Regions from separate parts of the Homo sapiens genome. Here region 1 is linked to region 2. Evidence: chromatin loops called from intact Hi-C (ENCODE). Cell type or tissue: MCF 10A. All regions are shown on one strand. Links, peaks and the distances in the headings refer to the core of each region. The heading gives the core; the rest is flanking DNA.

Evidence for each region. Hi-C counts contacts between places; a loop is a spot of excess contacts. Peaks named below come from ENCODE experiments on the same cell type or tissue, not always from the same donor. Only the 100,000 strongest peaks of a DNase experiment are listed, where the experiment ranks them.
Region 1: a loop joins it to region 2, with 14 times the contacts of the local background. A loop is called at or near these places in 4 of 110 quality-filtered maps.

What each region holds. Positions count from the first base shown.
Region 1 is chrX:95,498,633-95,511,380 of GRCh38, forward strand. It overlaps the pseudogene CALM1P1. Among named protein-coding and RNA genes, the nearest start is that of MIR548M, 440 kb to the left of the region's middle. In MCF 10A, for the core only: a CTCF peak has its summit at 7,263; no DNase peak of the experiment used is centred there.
Region 2 is chrX:95,759,799-95,772,546 of GRCh38, forward strand. No RefSeq gene overlaps it. Among named protein-coding and RNA genes, the nearest start is that of MIR548M, 700 kb to the left of the region's middle. In MCF 10A, for the core only: CTCF peaks have their summits at 3,130 (motif pointing left) and 5,233 (motif pointing right); a DNase peak (open chromatin) is centred at 5,273.

The DNA of each region.
Region 1 (12,748 bases), core at 2,384-10,383, 260 kb before region 2:
TGTATGTGTGCCACATTTTCTTAATCCAGTCTATCATTGATGGACATTTGGGTTGGTTCCAAGTCTTTGCTATTGTGAATAGTGCTGCAATAAACATACGTGTGCATGTGTCTTTATAGCAGCATGATTTATAGTCCTTTGGGTATATACCCAGTAATGGGATGGCTGGGTCAAATGGTATTTCTAGTTCTAGGTCCTTGAGGAATCGCCACACTGACTTCCACAATGGTTGAACCAGTTTACAGTCCCACCATGTAAAAGTGTTCCTATTTCTCCACATCCTCTCCAGCACCTGTTGTTTCCTGATTTTTTAATGATCACCATTCTAACTGGTGTGAGATGGTATCTCATTGTGGTTTTGATTTGCATTTCTCTGATGGCCAGTGATGATGAGCATTTTTTCATGTGTCTGTTGGCTGCATAAATGTCTTCTTTTGAGAAATGTCTGTTCATATCCTTCACCCACTTTTTGATGGGGTTGTTTTTTTCTTGTAAATTTGTTTGAGTTCTTTGTAGATTCTGGATATTAGCCCTTTGTCAGAGGGATACATTGCAAAAATTTTCTCCCATTCTGTAGGCTGCCTGTTCACTCTGATGGTAGGGGCCTGTGGTGGGGTGAGGGGTGGGGGGAGGGATAGCATTAGGAGATATACCTAATGTAAACGATGAGTTAATGTGTGCAGCACACCAACATGGCACATGTATACATATGTAACAAACCTGCACGTTGTGCACACGTACCATAGAACTTAAAGTATAATAAAAATTAAATAAATAAATAAATAAATAAGACTGAAATCTGGCAGCGGTGCTAGGAGTCTCCTGGACGCAGTGCCAGGAAGTGGCTGCGGCACAGCGCGTAGCGTGCCTTAGCAGCAGCAGCAGTATTGGAGGCACACCCTCGCCATCACAGCCCCTGCGATGGTGCAGCCACCCTCGCTCCTTCTCCTCTTCCTCCCTTCGCTGGCACCATGTCTGATCAGCTGACCGAAGAACAGATTGCTGAATTCAGGGAAGCTTTCTCTATTGGATAAAGATGGCGATGGCACCATCACAACAAAGGAACCTGGAACTGTCATGAGGTCACTGGGTCAGAAGCCGAATTACGGGATATGATCAACGAAGTGGATGCCAATGGTAACGACACCATTGACTTCCCCGAATTTTTGGCTATGATAGCTAGAAAAATGAAAGATACAGATAGTAAAGAAGAAATCCATGAGGCATTCTGAGTCTTTGACAAGGGTGGCAATGGTTACATCAGTGCAGCAGAACTATGTCACGTCATGACAAACAGGAGAAAAACTAACAGATGAAGAAGTAGATGAAATGATCAGAGAAGCAGATATTGATAGAGGCTAACAAGTCAACTATGAAGAATTCATACAGATGACTGCAAAATGAAGACCTATTTTCAACTCCTTTTTCTCCCTTCTAGAAAAATCAAATTGAATCTTTTACTTACCTCTTATAAAAAAAATAGAAAAAAGAAAAAAGTTCATTTATTTATTTCTACATAGCAAAACTGAATGTCAGAAGTACCTTCTGACCACACAAAAAGTCTGTATGTATTGGTTGATGGTCCTGCCCCCTGAAGATCAAGCTACACATCAGTTTTACAATATAAATACTTGTACTACCTTAATGAAAAGGACTCCTTAAAGTGCCATTTGCTAATGATTAATACACTGTTCGGGGTGGCCAGTTTTTTATGTATGCAAATTGACGATTGAGCACAGTCAGGCATTTGTATTAAAAACGAAAAATGGAAAAACAAATTCAAAACCTATTCAAATGTGTTCTAGTTCAATTTGTTCAGTATAAATTGTCATAGCTGGTTTACTGAAAACAAACACATTTAAAATTCGTTTACCTCAGGATGACATGCAGAAAAATGGGTGAAGGATAAACCATGAGACATGGCCTCACTAGTAGGATTGGCCTCTTTTACTTCATGTACTCTGACCCATGGTGACAATGACACACCCTGGTGGCATGCCCATGTATGTTTGTTTAGCATTGTCTGCATTGTTCTAGAGTGAAACAGGTGTCAGGTTGTCACTGTCCACACAAAATTTTAATAGGAAACCTTTACCAATGGAGCATTTTTGGACTCTCTCTTTTTAAAACCTTCTGAACCATAACTTGGAGCCTGCAGAATAGGCTGTGGCTGTAGACTTCAGCACAACCGTCAACATTGCTGTTCAAGAAATTACAATTTACATCCATTCCAAGTTGTAAATGATAGTATTTTTTTCCAATTAAAAACACCCTTAAGTTAAAAGTAAAGACTGAAATCATACAGTGTCTTCTTTCTGATGATAGTAAAATTAAGCTAGATACTAATAATGCAAAATTTAAAAACTCATATTTTTGAAAATTAAAAGCATTTACTTTTATTAATCCTCAAATCAAAAATCCCATGATATATTTTAGAAAATTTTTGAAACAAAAGAATATAAAATGTAATGTTTGAATATATGCAGGATGCAGTAAAAACTCTGCTGAGAAAAGACGCAAGATTAAAAGGAAACATTAAATATGAATGACGTAGGACATAAATATGAGACCGATGGACACTGTGGACTACCGAAGGGAGAAGAGAGTTGAGTGGGTTAAAAAAGCTACCTGTTGGATTTTCTGCTCGTTACCAGGGTGACGGGATCCATAAGCCAAACCACAGCATCATGCAATGGTCCCATGGCATAACCCTACACATGTACCCCCTGTACATAAAATAGAAGTTGAAGTTTTAAAAAATGATGTAAGCTTCCACCTCATGCAGTTAAAAAATAACAGCAAATTAACTCCCCCAAAAAAGTAGAAAGAGGAATTAATAAAATTATGTATCAGTTAGGGTTCCCTAGAGGGACAGAACTAATAGGATATATATACATATATATATATATGTGTGAGTTTATTTCATGATCACATGGTCCCACAATAGGCTGTGTGCAAGCTGAGGAGCAAGGAGAGCCAGTCCGCATCTCAAAGCTGAGAAACTTGGAGTCTGATGTTTGAGGGCAGGAAGCATCCAGCACAGGAGAAAGATGTAGGCTGGGAGGCTAGGCCAGTCTCATCTTTTCACGTTTTTCTGCCTGCTTTATACTCGCTGGCAGCTGATTAGATTGTGCCCACCAGATTAAGGGTGGGTCTGCCTTCTTCAGCTCAGTGACTCAAGTGTTAATCTCTTTGGCAACACCCTCACAGACACACGCAGGATCAGTAATTTGCATCCTTCAATCCAATCGAGTTGACACTCAGTATTAACCATCACGAAATGTAATCAAAATCGATGAAATAGTAAATAAAATAGAGAAAATCAATAAAGACATAATTTAGTTCATTGAAAATATGAATAAAATTGATAAACTCCTAACAAGCCAAATCAAGGTGAAAAAAGGGAAAGAGATGTTATAATGTATTGAATCATGAAATAAAAAGAGGCAGCATTACCAATCACAGAAACATTAAAAGATAATAAAAGAGAATTATGAAAAATATTTTGCAAATAAAATTGAGTGATATAGAAAAAAATCATCGAAAAACATACCTTGTTAAAGCTGACATAAGAAAATAGGACATGTAAATAGTCATATCTATTAAATTAAATTCTTAATTAAAATCTTCCCACAAAGAAAACTCAAGCCTCAGATGGCTTCACTGGAAACTTTTTCCATATTTTAATGAAGAAATTACTCCTATATTACGTACAATTCCAATAAAAAGAAAAAGAAAAGAAAAGGAAACACTCTCCACTGATTTTATGAGCCAGATAATGTCTATTTAAATCTGATAAGGACGTTTGAAAAGAGGGGAGAAATACAAGTCAATGTATCTCATAAACTTAGATGCAAAATTCATAAAAAGATATTATTAAATAAAATTTAGAAATATATAAATAGGTTAATATTAATACCCAAATATCTAAATGTGAAGTATTTGAGGAATACAATATTTGTCTTTTTATGTTGTATTTTATTTATAACTAAATCATCGTACATGTTTATGGGATACACTGTGATGTTTCAATACAGGTATACATAGTGTAACGATCAAATCAGAGTAATTAGCTCATTGATCACTTTAAACATTTTTCAAATTTGGAATAACACTCGAAATCCTCTCTTCTAGTTATCTTGAAATATACAATTAATTATTAGCTATAGTCACCCTTTTGTATAATAGAGCACCAGAATTTAGTCTTCCTTCCCTGAGATAAACGTTTTCAGATTCCACATATAAGTAAGATCACATGGTATTTGTCTTTCTGTGTCTGGCTTATTTCACTTGGCATAATGTCCTCTAGTTTCATCCACATTGCTTCAAATTACAGGATTTTATTATATTCTATGGCTAAATCATATTTGATTGTTATATATATTATGTACACATATAAACAATGGTATATGAAACAATGTTATATATAAGCAATGTTACACATATAAAACAATATATGTGTATATATACATATGTGTGTGTGTATATATGTATATATCATCTTTTTTATTCATTTATTTGTAGATAGGCACTTAAGTTGATTTCATTTCTTGGCTATTGTGAATAGTGTTGCAATAAACATGAGAATGCAGGTATCTCTTTAACATGCTGATTTCATTACTTTTAGATATATACCAAATATTAGGACTGCTGCATAATATGGCAGTTCTACTTTTTGCTTTCTGAGAAGTCTCCAAACTGTTTTTTTAAATGGCTATACTAATTTACAGTTGCATATAGATCTTATTCCAGATCTTAGAATAAAAGCTTTTAACTTTTCATGATTCAGTAAAATATTAGCTGTGAGTTTGCCATATATGGCTTTTATTTTGTTGAGATATATTCCTTCTATACCCAATTTGTTGGTAGTTTTTATCATAAAAGAATGCCAAATTTTAACAGATGCCTTTCAGCAGTTATTGAAATAATCGTATGGCTCTTGTCCTTGATTCTGTTAATGTGATGTACCATGTTTATTGATTTGTGTATGTTGAAGCATCCTTGCATCCCTGGGGTGAATCCCACTTGATCATGGTAAACGGTCTTTTAAAAGTGTTGTTGAATTTGGTTTGCTAGTATTTTGTTGAGTATTTTTGCATCTATGTTCATTAGATAGATTACCCTGTAGGTTTCTATTTTTTTATTGTGTCCTTATCTGGTATTGGTACCAAGGTAATGCTGTCTTTGTAAAATAAGTTTGGAAGTATTTCCTCCTCTTTAATTTTTTTGGAATAGTTCGAGTATAATTGGTATTAGTCCTTCTTTAAATGTTTGGTAGAATTCAGTAGTGAAAATGTTAGCCCTCGAGCTTTCTTTTGATAGAATATATTTTATTACTGCTTCAATTGTGTTACTTATTATTGGTCTGTTCAGGTTTTCTATTTTTTCCTGACTCAATCTTGACTGGTTGGATGTACCCAGGAATGTTTTAAATTCATTTTTAATGTTTAAATTGATTTGTTGGTTGTTCATGCATGTGTTAATTTTCATGTATTTGTACAGTTTCTGAAGTTCTTCCTGTTATTTATTTCTTGTTTTATTCCATTGTGGTCAAAAAAGATACTAAAGAAAATTTTGATTTTTTAAAATGTGTTAAAACTTGTTTTCTGGTCTAACATATGATCTATCCTGGACAGTGTTCCATGTGTTGTTGAGAAAAAATGTATATTCTACAGCTGTTGGATGGAATATTCTCTAAATGTCTGTTAGGTCTATTTCATTTAGAGTGCAGTTTAACTCTGATATATTTTCTTTCTATTTTTCATCTGGATGATATGTCCATTGCTGAAAGTGGAGTGCTGATGTTCCTTACTATTATTGTACTGCCATTAACTCCCTTTAACTCTATTAATGTTTGCTTTATAAATTTAGGTGCGCCAGTGTTGGATGCATACATATTTTTAATTGTCATATCCTCTTGCTGTATTGACCACTTAATCATTACATAATGACCTTATTTGTCTTTCTTACCATGATTGATTTAATGTCTATTTTATTGATACTAGTCTAGATACTCTTGCTCTTTTTATGCTCATTTGCATAAAGTATCTTTTTCCATTTTTTTTTTTACTTTTAGTTCATGTGTGTCTTTATAGGTCAAGTGAGTTTCTTGTAGGCAGCATATAATTGGGTTTTATTCATTATTATTCAACCACTATATGTCTTTTAATTGGAGAATTAACCTATTTACATTTAATGTTACTATTGATAGGTAAAGTCTTACTACTGCTATTTTGTTATTTGTTTTCTGGTTGTTTTGTACATCTCTTTTTTCTTTCTTCCTCTCTTACTGCCTTCCTTTGTGGTTAATTGCTTTCCTCTAGTAGTATTTTTTGGTTCCTTGCTTTGTATTTTCAGCATATCTATTATAGACTTTTGCTTTATGGCTACCATGATGCCTAATAAAAATATAGTTACAACAAGTTGTTCTAAAATGCTAACAACTTAACTTTGATCACAAATAAAAGATGCAAACAAAAAACTGTACATTTTACCTTTAATACTTTCACATTTTGATGTTAGATATTTCTATTTACATCTTTTTTAATTGTCTTCTTTAACAAATTGTTGCAAGCATTAATCTTTTTAATAGTTTTGTCTTTTAGTCTTTTTGTAAAAATTTTGTAAACACCTAGGCTCAATCAATCCATTCATCTCATCCTCCGAAAGTGCTGGGATTACTTCATTCTTTATTTTTCTTTTATCTCTTCTGACAGTATTTTCAAATGGCCTGTCTTTGAGATTACTGATTATTCTGCTTGGTCAATTCCTTTGTAGAGACCCTTTCATGCATTTTTTTATTTTATTTTTTTTTACTGTATTTTTCAGCTTTAGGATTTCAGTTTCATTTTTTTTATTTCAATCTCTCTTTTAAAGTTATCTGATATGTTCTGTATTATTTCTCTGTGTTTTCTTGAAGTTTGTTATTTCAAAATGCATATTTTAAATTCCCTATCTAAGATACCTAAGAGATCACATACCTCCATCTCTCTAGATTTGGTCACTTGTGCCTAATTTATTCTGTTTAGTGAGGTTATATTTCTGTGAATATTCTGGATGCTTCTTGACACATATTGATACTTGGGCATTGAATAATAATTAGGTGTTTACTACAGTCTTCTCAGTCTGACCATGTTTATACTTGTCCTTTTTCAGAGGGCCTTTTAGGAATTCATAGGGAACTAATTGTGTTCCCTAAGCCTGTGGTCACTGCAGCCATTTCAGCACTAGAGGACACCCTATGCCTAAGTTTGCCATTCTGGCACTAAAATTCATTTGCACTGAGCCACTTAAATCAGCTGGTGATGATGTGGGCAGGGACTCAAGTCCATTCTGCTTGGGTGACAGATTCCCTTCTGACATTGAGGCAGGTCTAGAAGCTCTTTTCATGATCACCACTCTGAAATCAGGGATGATGGGGTTTCTACCCAGTGCTGTGTTTTACTGTGGCATACCTGGCACTGGCTTCCAAGGCACAGTCTCAGGCACACTTCCTTCTCCCTCCTCCAATTGGATGGTGTTTCTTTTCATTATGCCTGGTGTTCAGGGAGCATTGATGCAGGCAATGCAAGATTGTCCTTCCTACACTCTTCAATGCATCTTTTTTGTTATTATGCTAAAATCAGGTACTGTGATCTTTCACCTGTTTTTCTTAGCTGTTGGGAAGGTATTGTCTTGCATTAAAAGCCATTCAAATTGATGTTTCTTCAGGGGGTCAATCACTGGAGGATCCTATTGCACCATCGAGCTCTGCTTCACTTCTACAATGTTTAAAAGAAAATCAATCAATGTAATTCCCCGTATTGATAAAATAAAGATGAAAATAATTACAAACAATACAATAAAAATATTGAATTTAATCCTTGTTCGTAATTTTTAGTCTGATAAAGGGCATCTATATAAAACCTATGGCAAGGATCATACTTAAAAGTGAAATATTGAAAATGCTCTTCTTGAAATTAGGTATGAGGCAAAAATATCTGTTATCATCATATCTAGACAACATTATACTGGAGATTCTAGCCAGTATATAAATTAGAAAGGCTGATACAGGTTGAGTATACCTTATCAAAAATGCTTGAAACCAGTGTTTCAAATTTCAGATTTTTTTAAATTTTAGAATATTTGCATTATACTTACTGATTGAACATCCCTAATCTGAAAATTTGAAAACTGAGATACTCCAATGAATATCTCCTTTGAGTGTCACATCGACACTAAAAAATTTTTCAGGTTTTACCATGGTTATGGATTAGGATGCTCAATATTTAAAATATACTAGCTGTTCTTTAATTAATCTAATATTCAATGAAATTTGATTCAAAATTCCAGCACCTAGTTTTATGTTAAATGATCAGCTGATTCTAATATTTATATGGTAATACAAATGGCCAAGAACAGCTAAGATCCTCTTGAAAAAGAATACATCTGGGTTGCTTAAACCACCAAATAGACTGAAATGGGAGATTTGGGTGGCATACCACACGACCTATTACAAATATTATACTAAATGGTGAAACGCTAAAATCATTTTCATTAAAACCAAGAACAAGACAGAGTTTGTGTTGTCAACATTATTGAAGATTTGAGTATTTTAAGAGTATTTAAAAAATTCTAGCTAATATATTAGGTTGCCATTACTTTCAATGGTAAAGACCACGATTACTTTTGCACCAACCCAATAGGATTAAAAACCTCTTGATAAATAATAGAATATAAGAAAACATCGTTACTGGTAAATTATATGGTTACACACTTTTAAAAAAGTGTAACTCAAGGAAAAGAGTTATTGGAATTAAGATAATTTGATAGATTAATGGATAAAAAGAAACATAAAAACAAGAACTTTTCTCCATGCTGTCAATAATCAACTAAAATGATGTTAGTATTATGCTGCCTACAAGCATGATTAAGGTTATAAAATACATACAAATATATTTCATAGGAAAAAATACATTTACAATCCATTTAAAAGTTGAAAGAAATACAAAATAAGACGTAAAATATGGGGAGGTATATGTTCATATGTGGAACTATTTATTAGCACAAAATGTCAATCTTTTCAAAATTTATGTATTTAATTCTATTCAAATTGAAATCCCAATAGTTGTTTTTAATTTTATTTATAGATGCCAAATTGAGGTTCCTATAAAAGAATAAATTTCCTATAAAAGAATAAATTGGAATAATCAAGAAAAGTATGTATAAATATTTATATATTAATCTGTAAGTATATGTGATACATATGTGTATTCAATGTAAATGTAAATATAGTATATATTTTATATGTATATAGCTATGCATTTATATCACATGTACATACACATACGAAACCTTCATAATTGAAGAAGTATACTGGTGACATAGGACTAGACACATGAGATTTGTCTTTCCTTGCCTGGCTTATTTCACTTAACATAATGACTTCCAGTCCCATCCACGTTGCTGCAAATGACAGTATTTTATTCTTTGTATGGCTGAATAATTTTCCATTGTGTGTATATAACACATTTTCTTTAACCATTCATGCAATGATGAACACTTAGGTTGAATTAGTATGATTTACCAAACATTTTGAATAAAAAAAAAGACTCTTCTGTAATATAATTAAAAAATAAATTCCAGAAAAATGTCATGTGTGTGGATGTGTGTTTATAAAACATAAAATTTAAGTCGACGTTTTTATAATCTTAGGGTTGAGAAGTTCTTCCTAAATAAGACAGAAATACCAGAAGACATAAAAAAAGAAAAGATACACACACCTAAATGCGTGTAGTGCATATAATGCACAATGGTTTAATTTCCCTAATATATAAATTTCCTATATATTATTAAGAAAAATAAAGACCAAATATAAAAAGGGCTAAGCCTATGCATTGATAGAAAAAACATAACTGTCTTATATATAACAATATATAACTGGTGTGTGTGTGTGTGTGTGTGTGTGCGTGAATACAGAGTAACTCACTAATAGCCAGGTAAGTACAAATGAAAACAACTGTAAGAATCATATTTTATTCATCACATTAGTAAATTCAGGAAATCAATGTCATTTATTCTGGCATGGAAATTGGGAAATAATTACACTTAACATATTGCTTTCAGAAGATATAAATTACTTTAATTTTTTTTAAGATCCTGGCAATATCTCCCAAAGCTTATATACCATTTACCCCTAATAAATAAAAGCATATAATTATATGTGTACAAACATGTTTACTTTAACAGTGTATATAATGCCAAAAAAAGGAAATCAATATGTGTTCATTAGCCAAAGAGTCATTCAACTGTGGAATGTCCATATTATTAAAATAAATGTTTGGGCGGGCGTGGTGGCTCACGCCTGTAATCCCCACACTTTGGGAGGCCAAGGCAGGTGGATCACGAGGTCAGGAGATCGAGACCAATCCTGGCTAATATAGTGAAACCCTGTCTCTACAAAAATACAAAAAATTAGCCGGGCGTGGTGGCGGGTGCCTGTAATCCCAGCTACTCGGGAGGCTGAGGCAGGAGAATGGCGTGAACCTGGGAGGTGGAGCTTGCATTGAGCCGAAATTGCGCCACTGCACTCCAGCCTGGGTGACAGAGCGAGACTCCATCTCAAAAAATAAAATAAAATAAATGTCTTAGACCTAATCTAGTGTTCTGGGGAAATATTGATAATGTATTGTACAGTGAGAAAAGCAAATTACAGAATAATGTATTTGTTATGATTATGTTTTTTAAAATATAGAAGCACAAAATCTCATGCAGGTATAATTGCATATTGCTTGTATGAACATGAAGAACTGCTTGGAGAGAAGATGAGAAAGACTGTTGACATACATTTCCTGTATTATTGCATTGTTTTGCAAGTTTCAATGAGCACATATTACTGTTGTGCTTAATATAAATTAATAAAGGGAGTAAAACCTAAAAGTCATTGCCCTATGTGAAAGACTGCACTGCTAGTTTTGAGTTCCTGCTGCTTTAAGATTCATTCAGTGATGCAGCAGTCTGTCTAAAATGTCTACATTCTAAAATAACATTGCAGCACTTTACCTCCACAGTTACTGTGAGAGTTGATACTTCGTTAGACACTACCACAAGCAACTTGTGAAACTGAAAATACATAAAGTTCTGGGTTATGGAAATTCAACAAATGTGCAATTTCAAGAAGAAATTTTCTATTTTTTTCTTACCAATATAATTATTTAGTTTCAACGCCTTTAAAAATTGCAAGGAGTTTTTTAAATACTTAGAATTTCAAAAAAAATTCATTTACCTCTTATCATTAAATACCTGTTTTCTCATTTTGAAATAGAATCTTAGTAATTCATGTGTCTTAAAAATAAGATCCCCTATACAAATTATGCATAATATAATCAAATAACTTTTATATTGAGTAATATAAATATGATAATTCTGTTTCTTTAGTATTAGAAATATAGATATTGCTTTAAATAAGATGGTTGCTTCAATATTTACTGCAGATCAGAAAATTAATAAGCATGTAGAATAGCTGTATTGGTGTTAAATACTTTCATGAACTCGAGTCAACACTTCAAAAATTTCAATAATCTCATAGGAACTAAGTTTTTTGAGTATATGATATAAATATGCATAACAATCTAGATAAAAAGATAAAATATAATGTACACCAAAATCAAACGTGAGTTTGTGTCAATAACTCACATTACGAAGCTGACAATTAGGTTTTGACAGAGTACTTAAGCGTTCAAATTAAGAAGCATGATCAATTCATGATGATTCATCACTTCTGGAAGAGATATTTAAGATTTTAAAAGGCTTATTTTAAAGGACCACCCTGTTTCAGAAGATAAATTTAAAACTTTCTTGGATTTTATTATTATAATGACAGAAACACTTTAATAGATTTCATTAATCAATATAATTTTATGGTTGATTATATAGTTTTGAAAATCAAGGCTAATTTTATTTGTAATTAGATCCAAAAAACTCTACTTTTTTCTCTACATTCATTCAAATAAGATCATTATCAAGCTTCATGATTATCACTCAGCTTTAAAAGAAAGGTGCACAGCTCCTGATTTCTCAAAAGTCATTGGACAATTTCATCCATTCAACAAATATTTATTGAGCTTCAAATATGCACTGGGTGGTATATGAGAATTGCTAGAAATAAGAAACATTTATTTTCTTTAAAAGTATAGTATTTATTCTGAAGATGAAGAGGCTCCCCACAGAAATCTGCCAGAGTTGCAAAGCTAGTAAACATCTAAATGTACACAAACCTAATAAAGCAGTTGATATAAACCATGAGAAATCTTTATCTTGGCTTATTTGAATAGCATCCCAGTAATTCCAAAGTGACCTAACCATCCAACTCTTTAATCCAACCACATAGATTCAAAAACTCACATGGCTTCCTAGGAAGAATTTCTACTCCCTACTATCTAAAGGATTTAAAGACCTGATTGGGCTCTGGCTACACTACAACACAGTCAGACTGACTAACTGGATCAAAAAGAGACCCTAAAGCCAGAAGGGGTGTAACCAAAGGCCTGCAACATGATCCCACACATTGGAGTGTGCTTTACAAGAAGCGATTTTTTTCAAAGCCTTTATATATCAAGGGATCTGCTCATCCTAGTAAATAAGCTCAGATATCAGCCTATCATTTGTTGCCTGTCTTAATAATTCAGTGTCAGTGTTGATACATAGCATGCCAGAGTATAACAGACTGTTATCTATGTCTGATAAAATTTTCTTCAAACCATAAAGATTG
Region 2 (12,748 bases), core at 2,121-10,120:
CAATATCTTCCCAGAGGTTTTGCAGGAGAGGACAAATAGTGTGTTTCATATCCTACTAATGATTAAGTCAGTTTTAGTCATTTGAGGTCCATTAAAATAAATGGTATAACCTCACCCCCCATAGGCAAAATTAAAAATTAAAGACTAATATTTAGAAGACAAGAAATAGAAATAATCCAACTGTGTTTAATTATGTGCGGCTTGAATAAATAAATAAAAATAAAAACAAAAAAGAGGAAAATAACTCTTCTTCAATAATTTTCATGAGTAATCCTTTTAAATCAATGTAAATTTTTTTATTTTCTATTTTTTCTTCTTTGAATAAATTACAAATCTGTGCAAAAAAAAAAAAAAAAAAAAAAACACAGTCCCTTCTCAGAGTCAGCATTTATGCATCATGTAGTCAAAGGAGTCATCCCCTAATAGTGAAAGCTATCCCTTCAGTTCTCTCTTTGTTGTGTTATCTAAGGCCTTTTCACAACTTAAATTTAAATGATCTGAAAAATTCAATGTACTAATGTCTATTAAAGAATATTACATTTTACTTTTTATTGGTCATATATTCTACTTCACGATGGAGCAGTGGTGGGGAAGGTGTTTTTTAGTCAGGTACTAGTCCAGGCCAGTCGAGGGAGTTATTTGGAATCAGGAAGACCTTGTAGATTGCCGACCATGCACTGAACCTATATAATGAACCACAGTAGCAGGCAGATATTTTATGGTTCAGCAAATCTCTACCCAAAGCTGACAGGAGCTATGAATCAAAAAGAGGAAATAAGATAAAAAGCAGAAGGAAATTTGGTTTCTACTGGTGCATGATTTTGTTCCTTGAAATATGAGAGGAGTGAATTTGGTAAAATAAATCTGAATTTTGGCCCATCATGTGCCTTTGCCACTAGTCTTTCACTACTGGATGGGCTTGATAATGCTGATAAAAGAGCAAGTTCTTGATTTTTGTTTGACACGCCAGTGGACATCTCTTAGGAGCCCTGCATATTTGAAGAAAGGACGTTCTCTTTGTTTACAATACATTAGAAGGCAGTAACGGTGACTTTTAAGAAGGCTTTGAAGTAGGTTCTTTAAAAAGTAAAAGAAAAACACACAGAAAAATCACAAGAATTTTCAAGACATTTAAGAAAGAAAATATAAATCGTATGGCCTCTCAATCCTGACAGTTTTCTTAAGTAGAATATTATATTTAATTATATATATGTTGACTTAAGGATAAGTATCTATTTAATCTTCTTAATTTCCATCATTTGGTACATTCTGACAGAAGAAAAAATACATTACCTTTGATATATCATACAGTATATTACATCTATGTATGAAGCGTATCAAGTATAATATGCTACAACTGCATTGAGATAATGAATGAAATTTGTTTGTAGTATTTTCTATCAAAGTGGAAAAGAAAAACTAAATATATTGCTTCCTGCAAGAATAAAAATATTTATATATCTAAACATAATAAATTAAACACATTTTATGCATGTAAAAGACAAAAATTTGATTTGAAATATGTTTTGTTGGTTTTAATACTATAGATATATGATTTATAAATACTAATTTTGGAAAGTAAGTTCAATTTACAAAGCAAAATGCAATCTACTCACAGTCATGCACCACTTAACAATGGGGATACGTTCTGAAAAATGTGTCTGCCAATTTGTCTTTGTGCAAACATCATAGAATGCACTTACATAAACCTAGATGGTCTAACCTACTGCACACCTAAACTATATAATATTGCTTCTAGACTACAAACCTATACAGCAGGTTACAGTTTTGAATACTGTAGGCAACTGTAACATAATAGTATTTGTGTATCTAAACATACCTAAATGTAGAAAAAGTACAGTAAAAATACAGTATAAAAGATTACACCTTTATAGTGCACGTACCATGAATGGAGTAACTTTCAAAACTGGAAGTTGCTCTCGGTGAGTCAGTGGGTGAGTGGTGAGTAAATGTGCACACCTAGGATATTATTGTTTACTATTGTACACTTTATTAATACTGTACACTTAGGCTACACTAGATTTACTAAAAAAAATTTTTCTTTCTTCAAAATAAGCAGCTTACTCTAACTTTTGTACTTTATGAACTTTAAATTTTTAACTGTTTGATTCTTTTGTAATCACACGTAGCTTAAAACACAAACATATTGTGAAGCTGTACAAAATATTTTCTTTTTTATATTCTTATCTGATAAGCTTTCTTCTATTTTTAATTTTTAATTGTCTATTTTTTTACTTTTTAAATTTTTTATTAAAAATGAAGACATGAACCCACACATTAGCCTGGCTTACACAGGGTCAGGATCATCAATAACACTGTCTTCTGCCTCCACATCTTGTCCCACTGGAAGGCCTTTGGGGGCAATAATACACATGGAGCTTCCACCTTCTATGATAACAATGTCTTTTTTCTGGAATACCTCCTGAAGGACCTGCCTGGGCTGTTTTACAGTTAACTCTTTTCTAAATAAGGAGTACACTCTAATCATAAAGGTATAGTATAGTATAGTATAGTATTAATAGTAATAAATACATTAACCTGTAATGTAATCGTTTATTATCATTATCAAGTATTGTACACTGTACATAATTGTATGTGCTGTCCTTCTATATGAATAGCAGCACAGTAGGTTTGTTCACACTGACATCACCATAAGTACATGGCAATGTTTTGTACTATGACATTTTGACAGCTACAATGCCACCAGGCAACAGGAATTTTTCAGCTTCATTATAATCTTAAGGAACCACTATCACATATGTGATTTGTCATTGACCCAAACATTATGGGCTGTATGACTGTATTTGCATTTGTTTTAATGACAAGTAAAAACTCTTCAAAAGTAGAATTCTTATTTTAAATATATTTCTATCTTCTTCAGTGCCTAACACAAGCTCTTGCACATGTGATATTTTAGAGTTTTATAGTTGAGCCCTATTTATTTCCTAAAGGATTTGAAGAAACTATCTGTTTTTGATAGAATGATTGTGTCCCTCCAAAATTCATATGTTGAAGCCCTAACTCCCAGTGTGATGGTATTTGGAGATGGGGCCTTCCAGAGGTAATTAGGATGAGATGAGGTCATGACAGTAGAGCCCCCTAGTGCCCTTATAAGAAGAGACACCAGAACTCGCTCTTTCACTCTGTTTCTCTCTCTCTCTCTCTCTCTCTCTGTCTTCTCTCTGTTTCTGCACATGCACAAAGAAAGGGGTCATGTGAGCACACAACCTACAAACCAAGAGGCCTCAGGATGTAATCTGTTTTGTTGGCACCCTGACCTTGGACATTCCAGCCTCCAGAACTACGAGAAATAAATTTCTGTTGTTTAAGCCTCCCAGTCTGTTACGGCAGCCTGAGGTGACTAAAACCTATCAAAATAAAGTGTAATGCAATTCATGATAATTAATATGATAAACAGAATAGGGATCATCAAAGAGATCTGGAGAAACTTAATGTTCTTGGGTACCTGAGATATATTAGTTACTACTGTTTGGGACTGACATTTTCTTCATTTTCTAGCTACTAAGACACAATGGGAAACATGCTGGATTACATAGTATTGATGATTTGAAAAAAAAAAGCAAACATTCTACTCATTTTAAAACTTTGTCTAGAATGATAACACCAAAATATAGAAGCTAGGTGGAAAAGCCTCAGGAGCCAGCCCAAGGGTTATGATTAAATACATCAATCCAATAGAAGGCCTAAGGTGTGGGTGGCATTTGAATAAGAGCCATTAAGTCACCCACAGAAACAAGTTTTCACCCTCTCTCACTTTGAAAAGGTGTCCTATGTCTAGTCGAATAAGCATCAACCTTCACTGTTGGAAAGGTCCAATAGTTCAAAAATAACTTTTACCAATTTTGCTGAAATGCCTAAATGTCCACTTAAGATTGGAGGGAAACTGTCTCCAATAATTTACCATTAAGATGCAGATTAAACTTCTCATTTAATAAATGTCAAAAACTTTTAAAAATGTTTCAGTATGCATGGAAGTTTATTTTATGCAGTGACAACTGATATGAGAAAATATTTGGGAAATTTTTTATAAAAAGAAAATTTAAATGAATGTTGCAATATTCTTTTAGGATTGTGAGCTATGCACTAATTTTGAACACAAAAAAACTTTTTGTCTTGCAGTAAGTAGCCAGTGAACATATTTTTGTTTATTTTAGAATTTTTTTAGAATTATAGAATACAAGTTTTTCATGTTCTGGACATCTATCACCATTTGACTTCGACTAAACTGTAAATGGTATAGGAAATTGGGCTGATTGCTTATTGATATCTGTCATGACATACCCTGAGATTTTCTTTCTTGATTAAACCCTTACTATCACAAAGCTGTCTGCTAACTTGCCTCTTTCTTCTAAAAATTGAGTATGGATACTACAATGGTAGACAGATAACATTGTACATTTATCCAAACCCTTCAAATGTATAATAAATACCAAGAGTGAACCCTAAGGTCAAATATGAACTTTGAGTGATTACAATATGTCAGTGTAGGTTCACCAATTTTAACAAACCACTCTGGTGGGGAATGTTGATGACAGAGGAGGCTATGCACGTGTGGAAGGCAGGGAGTATATGGGAAATCTGTATCTTTCTCTCAACTTTTTTGTGAACCTGAAACTGCTCTACAAAATAAAATGTTCCTAAAAAATGGATAGAGAAAAATGAATTTCAATGTGTGAATGTTTTTGATTAACTATACTCAAATTAATTGGTGTGTTATTGCTTCACGAGAAACAATACATAGGGAAAGAAAAAGGCAGACCCAAAATATTTTTTTAAATTAAAATCAGTGTCCAATTCACAATCATAAACAAATACTGCAATACTCAATTAATTGCCTTCTTTCAAAATTCTTTCCAAAAGTTTCCACAAACTAGTTGTCACTGTATAAAAGAAGTTGCTATATGTACAATGGTAACCATGTTATCCTTCATATTATCTGCATAATGCATGCTTAATTCATTCTTGTGCAAAACATAATTGGAATGTAGCAAAATTTAGCCTCTCCAAAGCATCATTATTATATGAAATGCATACAGTCAAAGCATAGATACTGCCACAGTGGGGGAAAAAAGGAAGAAAATAAAGAGAAAAATAGAATTTGGTTGCTATTATTTGAGGATTGCATGACCACTAAATCCGTCATAAATAGTTTTAAATAAACTGTGTGACTTACAGAATCCTAGCCTTCCTAGTTTGTGTCCCTACTTTATGGCCAAAAGGTGGCACTGTTCCATTTATTATGAGTTTGGCATCTAGTCCATGGTGCTGTAGTCAGTCACTCTGTAATGTTCACTGAAACTAGCAAGGCGTTCATCATTAACCATTCTGCTTCACAGGCCCTGATATCAAAAGGATCATACCAGCAGCTACTCTGACATAACTCATTAAGAAACTGTTGTAAATAAGAATCTTGTAGAAAAGCATAGCGGCAGGTTAAATCAGCTCCCCTACCTTGGAAGGAAACTAAATCCTTGTGGCTGACCTGCTGTTGGGAAGAAATAAATTACTATTTGCATCACAAAGGATGGAGGCATTCCACCAAGCAGGGAGACAGCTACAGTTAAGACTCTGTGGCATTTGATTCACTTTTCTCTCCAAGCCCCATCCAAGCAAGGTGATTTATTCTCATGAGCAATGACTGAAATGTTTACTTATTCACCTGGTCAGGCAGCCAGCCACATGCACATCTTAAACAGCTATGGGAAAATGATTTTAACTGACCTTAGAGGATCCTGATTAAAAGCAAGACAGGTGTCTAACTTTCTGAAACAAATTAGCTAAATGAAAAAAAGAAAAACCTAACTGGAGACTTTACCCAGTGTCTCATCAGCATGCAACAACAGTTCTTTATGGTTTAAATCAAACAAGAAAAAGAAGATCCTAATACAAATGCAGAAGCGATCAGTGAAATGTCCCATCGCCTACTACACAGTCAGCAGCAGGGGATAGAGAAAGGGGTTGTTCAATATCTCTTCTTTTTGGTAGAAACATGATGGCTATGAATGAAGAAGTAAGATGCAGCTCCCTAAGCATTATACTCTACAAAATACTAACAGTATACTAAACATAACAGCATTCCATTTTAACAGCTTGTATTTATGTTAAATTTTTCCCCATCTCATAGATTCATTTTAAGTTTTAAACCTGGCTGTAACAAAGGATGGCAACAGAGTTGTTTACACTGTAAAGATATATTTAATCTTTATTTCTTTGTCAGTAATTACATTCTGAGGTCAAAACACAATGGAATAATTACCTGAGTAACATTAGGCAAAAATGAAAAAAAAAAACAGAATCTGCATTATTTGTATAATAGAATTCTTCAATTTTTCACTTTTTGCTCTGACAGTGGAAATGTGACCTTTTAATGCAATGGTATAGCACAGCTGAAATGGCTCATGTTGTTAGGAATGAAAGAGAGCCCAGTCAAATTCAAATGATGAAATTCTCTAATTACTGAAACATATAGCAGAGCACCTGCCTACTCTCCATCCCTGCCCCAGCACATACAGTACTCTAGTGTATGGCCTTTTGTTGAACACTCAACGCACTTGGTAGCTAGGACGTTGCTTTGGGAACAAAAAGGAGGATGCTTTCTGAAATCACAGGTCAGGAAGCTTGCAATCACATGCATTAGGGAACAGGTAAAAATCTCACTATTATGAAAAGGGGACTTCAGAATTCATTTTTGTTGTAGTGATATTTCATTAAAGATCCACAGAAGCTGGGAAAAAATAAGCTGATGCCCAGTCGGTTTCTGTATTTGAATTAAAACGTGAAAAGCAGCATTTTAGATACTGATGGAAGAAAACAAAGAGGACATAATACATGTGGAGGGGTAGTAGGGGGTGGTAAGAGAAGTTTCATGTAGACACCTACATCCACCCCATCTCAATATCTTACTCCTTTTTTTTTTGTGAACTTGCAGGTATATTGTTTTAATACTGTTGTGTACATATTTTGTTCTGGGAGGTAGTGTGGAACTTTGTTTGTTTGTTTGTTTGTTTTTTTAAACATATTCCTAGTGGTCAAGAAATGTATTCAAGAAATGTATTGGACCTTTTGAGAAGAGAAAGGAGGTGTCAGTAATGGCTACTAGGTACTAATTCAAGAGAAATAAAACAACCAGTTATAGCTTATTTCTCCTCCTTTCCCTTCCTGCTCCTACCAGGAGGCAAACAACGCAAAATAAATAAGTGGGCACTTTTCATACATTGATGGTAGTCATGTAAAGAGAAATGTGCCTGAAATAATAATTCTCACCTAAAAAGTACTGTCTGAAATAACAATAATAAATAACAATACCACATTTCAATCAATTAACTATAGCTTTTATGGCATTGCATATACACGTGTAATTAAGAGCAAGATAAACATGAAAGAGCCCGTCAAGCACTTGTTCTAATTTAATCCCCAACCTCTATATGCTATTCACTACATGCCTTACTAATCCACATTTTGGTATGTATATCTCCTCCCATAAATACATATTTCTCTATATTGCCAGTAAATGGCAATGGTGCTGTATACATAGCAACATTTTAGGAACTTTTTGGTTGCTACTGCTATTAACTCACTTGATTTTTGATATCCAGGATTCCAACTAATTTCTAAAATAAATATGGTGACATAAAAAGTCTTTTACAAAAAAATGAACTTGCCCAAGAAATCATAATCTATTAACTAATTAACTAATAACCCGTTAACTGTTAGTATTAGGTAGAGACGGAAGGATGTGTCCATATCAGAGGTGGTGACCAAAAACACAGTACTAAAAACTGTATGTTTATGATGTTTATGCCAGGTAAAACCAAGATCAATTTCACAACACAGGCAGTTTCTAGAGGATATACAACTAAGTGCACAGCTGTACAATCTGGAAATCTCATGGAAAATTATTCTTGTGAGATTGAGCCATCAAAGGCATGTTATCAAACCTAAGTGGTCGTGATAAGCATACCGCCTTTCAGCCAAATCCAAGTTATATGCAGATCTTTTCATCACAAATTTAAATGGCACACAAATGTGACTGGTGATATAAAATGTGTTGTAACAACTTATTAGTTGAAATTACCATTTAAATCCCTTTAAGACTGAGTTAAATAAAGGAGAAAATCCATACATCCTTTTACTGTGGAAAACATGCTATTACCAAATGTTGGTGGTCTTTGAGAGGGAACGGCAGCAGTGATTACAAAACCATAGAATTTCTGCTGCAGTGTAATGGCTGGAAGATACATTTAACCTAATGCTATTCCAGTCAAGTCAAGGCAACTGTCCCAATAGTTTGCATTTATAAACAGTTAAGATCCATTTTCAGGCAACTTAATGATTTTCATTTCAAATAATTTCTTGAGTACCATAAAAATAAAGGGTTTCATGATGTTGTTTTACCTTTCATTTTACTTTAAGGAAGAACTTTTTTGCCCTTCCTATAATATTTAATTCTTTTTTTTTTCACTCATTAGAACCAGAATTGCAGAATTGCAATCATAGCAGTAGTTAGTAATTGTGGGCAATTTAGACAACACCTACTCTATTTCTACTTCAAGTTAGAAATTATTTGTCCCACTGGTTAGAGTATCGTAATAAGAAGATTTACATCATGGGGCAAATTCTCATATGGGTCAGTCAGTTTCATTTCATATTCTAATTACAGAATGTGCCCCTAATTAGTTGTCTGGCTTGTAACTATGTTCCACAGGTCATAAGACACAAGCAATGAAAATGATTTTGCATACAGCGTCATCCTGCTTCTGACAAAACAACTCAAAGCTGAGTACCTACACACTATAGATTACTGTGATCTCACAATATTAAGAACATAATATTTCTTATTAAAGCACTTGACCACCATAATATACAGGCTTACTTAATTTTATTGCGCTTTGCTTTATTATGCTTCACAGATACTGCTTTTTTAAAAACAGTTGAAAGTTTGTGATAACCCCACATCAAGCAAATCTATATTTCCAACAGCATGTGCTCACTTCATGTCTCTGTGTTACATTTTTGTAATTCTCCCAATATTTCAGGCATTTGCATTACTATTATATCTCTTATGATGACCTATGATCAGTGATATTTGATGTTACTCTTGTAGTTGTTTTGAAATGCCACAAATGGCACCCATTTAAGACAATGAACTTAATAAATGTTGTGTGTATACTGACTGCTCCACTGATTAGCCCTTCCCCCATCTCTCTCCCTCTCCTTGGGCTTTCCTAGTTCTTAAGACTTAACAATATTGAAATTAAACCAACTAATAACCCTACAATGGCCTCCTAGCGTTCACGTGAAAGGAAAAGTAGCATGTCTCTCACTTGAAATCAAAAGCTAGAAATGATTGGGCCAGGCGCGGTGGCTCACGCCTGTAATCCCAGCACTTTTGGAGGCCGAGGTGGATCACGAGGTCAGGAGATCGAGACCATCCTGGCTAACACGGTGAAACCCCGGCTCTACTAAAAATACAAAAAATTAGCCAGGCGTGGTGGCGGGCGCCTGTAGTCCCCGCTACTCAGAAGGCTGAGGCAGGAGAATGGCGTGAACCCGGGAGGCGGAGGTTGCAGTGAGCCTAGATCGCGCCACTGCACTCCAGCATGGGCGACAGAGCAAGACTCCGTCTCAAAACAAACAAACAAAAAGCTAGAAATGATTAAGCTTAGTGAAGAAGGCATGTTGGAAGCTGAGATAGGTGGAAAGTTAGGCATCCTACCCCAAACCCTTAGCTAACTTGTCAATGCAAAGGAAGAGTTCTTGAAGGAAATTAAAGGTACTCCTGTAGTGAACACATGAATGACAAAAAGGTGAAACACTCTGATTGCTATTATGGAGAAAGTTGTATTGGTCTGGCTAGAAGATCAAACCAGCCACAACACTCCCTTAAGCCAAAGCCTAATCCAGAGCAAGGCCCTATCTCTCTTCAATTCTGTGAAGGCCGAGAGAGGTGAAGAAGCTTCACATGAAAAGTTGGAAGCTAAGAGAAATTGGTTCATAAGGTTCAAGGAAAGAACAGACACACATAGGCTCAAAATAAAGGGATGGAGGAAGATCTACCAAGCAAAAGGAAAGCAAAAAAAAAAAAAAAAAAAAAAAAGCAGGGGTTGCAATCCTAGTCGCTGATAAAACAGACTTTCAACCAACAAAGATCAAGAGACAAAGAAGGCCATTACATAATGGTAAAGGGATCAATTCAACAAGAAGAGCTAACGATCCTAAATATATATGCACCCAATACAGGAGCACCCAGATTCATAAAGCAAGTCCTTAGAGACCTACAAAGAGACTTAGACTCCCACACAATAATAATGGGAGACTTTAACAACCCACTGTCAATATTAGACAGATCAACAATACAGAAGGTTAACAAGGATATCCAGGACCTGAACTCAGCTCTGCAACAAGCAGACCTAATAGACATCTACAGAGCTCTCCACCCCAAATCAACAGAATATACATTCTTCTCAGCACCACATCACACTTATTCTAAAATTGACCACATAATTGGAAGTAAAGCACTCCTCAGCCAATGTAAAAGAACAGATATATAGATCAATGGAACAGTGCAGAGGCCTCAGAAATAATGACACACATCTACAACCATCTGATCTTTGACAAACCTGACTAAAACAAGAAATGGGTAAAGGATTCCCCATTTAATAAATGGTGCTGGGAAAAATAGCTAGCCATATGTAGAAAGCTGAAACTGGATCCCTTCCTTACACCTCATACAAAAATTAACTCGAGATGGATTAAAGACTTAAATGTTAGACCTAAAACCATAAAAACCCTAGAAGAAAACCATTCAGGACATAGGCATGGGCGAGGACCTCATGACTAAAAAAACCAAAAGCAATGGCAACAAAATCCAAAATAGACAAATGGGATGTAATTAAACTAAAGAGCTTCTGCAGAGCAAAAGAAACTCCCATCAGAGTGAACAGGCAACCTACAGAATGGGAGAAAATTTTTGCAATCTACTCATCTGACAAAGAGCTAATATCCAGAATCTACAATGAACTCAAACAAATTTACAAGAAAAAAAACAAACAACTCCATCAAAAAGTGGGCAAAGTATATGAACAGACACTTCTCAAAAGAAGACATTTATGCAGCCAAAAGACACATGAAAAAAATGCTCATTATCACTGGCCATCAGAGAAATGCAAACCAAAACCACAATGAGATACCATCTCACGCCAGTTAGAATGGTGATCATTAAAAAGTCAGGAAACAACAGATGCTGGAGAGGATGTGGAGAAATAGGAATGCTTTTACACTGTTGGTGGGAGTGTAAATTAGTCCAACCATTGTGGAAGACAGTGTGTCGATTCCTCAAGGATCTAGAACTAGAATTACCATTTGACCCAGCCATCCCCTTACTGGGTATATATCCAAAGGATTATAAATCATGCTACTATAAAGACACATGCACACATGTGTTTATTGTGGCACTATTCACAATAGCAAAGACTTGGAACCAACTCAAATGTCCATCAGCAATAGACTGGATTAAGAAAATGTGGCACATATACACCATGGAATACTATGCGGCCATGAAAAAGGATGAGTTCATGTCCTTTGCAGGGACGTGGATGAAGCTGGAAACCATCATTCTCAGCAAACTATCACAAGGACAGAAAACCAAATACCGCATGTTCTCACTCATAGGTGGGAATTGAACAATGAGATCACTTGGACACAGGCTGGGGAACATCGCACACCGGGGCCTGTTGGCGGGTGGGGGGTTGGGGAGGGATAGCATTAGGAGAAATACCTAATGTAAATGATGAGTTGATGGGTGCAGCAAACCAACATGGCACATGTATACCTATGTATCAAACCTGCACATTGTGGACATGTACCCTAGAACTTAACGTATAATAATAATAATAATAAAATACTTTGAATAAAGCTATAGCTGTCTCTGCTAGATCTGGGCCAAGTACACTGAAAATCTTTTAGAAAGGATTCACCATTCTACATACCATTAAGAACATCTGTGATTCATTGGAGATCAAAATTAGCCACAGTAAGAGGAATTTGGAAGAAGTTGATTCCAACCCCCATAGACGATTTTGAGGAGTTGAAGACTTCCATGGAGGAAGTAACTGCAGATATGGTAGAAATAGAAAGAGAATGAGAATTCAAACTGAAGTCTGAAGATGTGACTGAACTGCTGCAATCTTATGATCAAACTCGAATAAATGAGGAGCTGCTTCTTATGGATGAGCAAAGAAACTGGTTTCTTCAGATGGAACCTACTCTTGATGAAGATGCTATGAACATTGTTGAAACAATAAGAAAAAATTATAATATTCTATAGACAGTTGATAAAGCAGCAATAAGGTTTGAGATTATTGACTCCAATTTTGAAAAAAGTTCTACTATGGGTAAAATGCTATCAAACAGTATCACGTGCTACAAACAAATCATTTGTGAAAGGAAGAGTCAGTCAACGTGGCAAATTTCATTGTTGTCTTTTCTATTTATTTTTTTGAGACAGAGTCTCACTCTGTCACCCAGGCTGGAGTGCAGTGGCACAATCTTGGCTCACTGCAACCTCCACCTCCTGGGTTCAAGTGATTCTCCTGCCTCAGCCTCCTGAGTAGCTGGGATGACAGGCACCTGCCACCACAACCAGCTAATTTTTGTGTTTTTAGTGGAGATAGCGTTTCACCATCTTGGCTGGGCTGATCTCGAACTC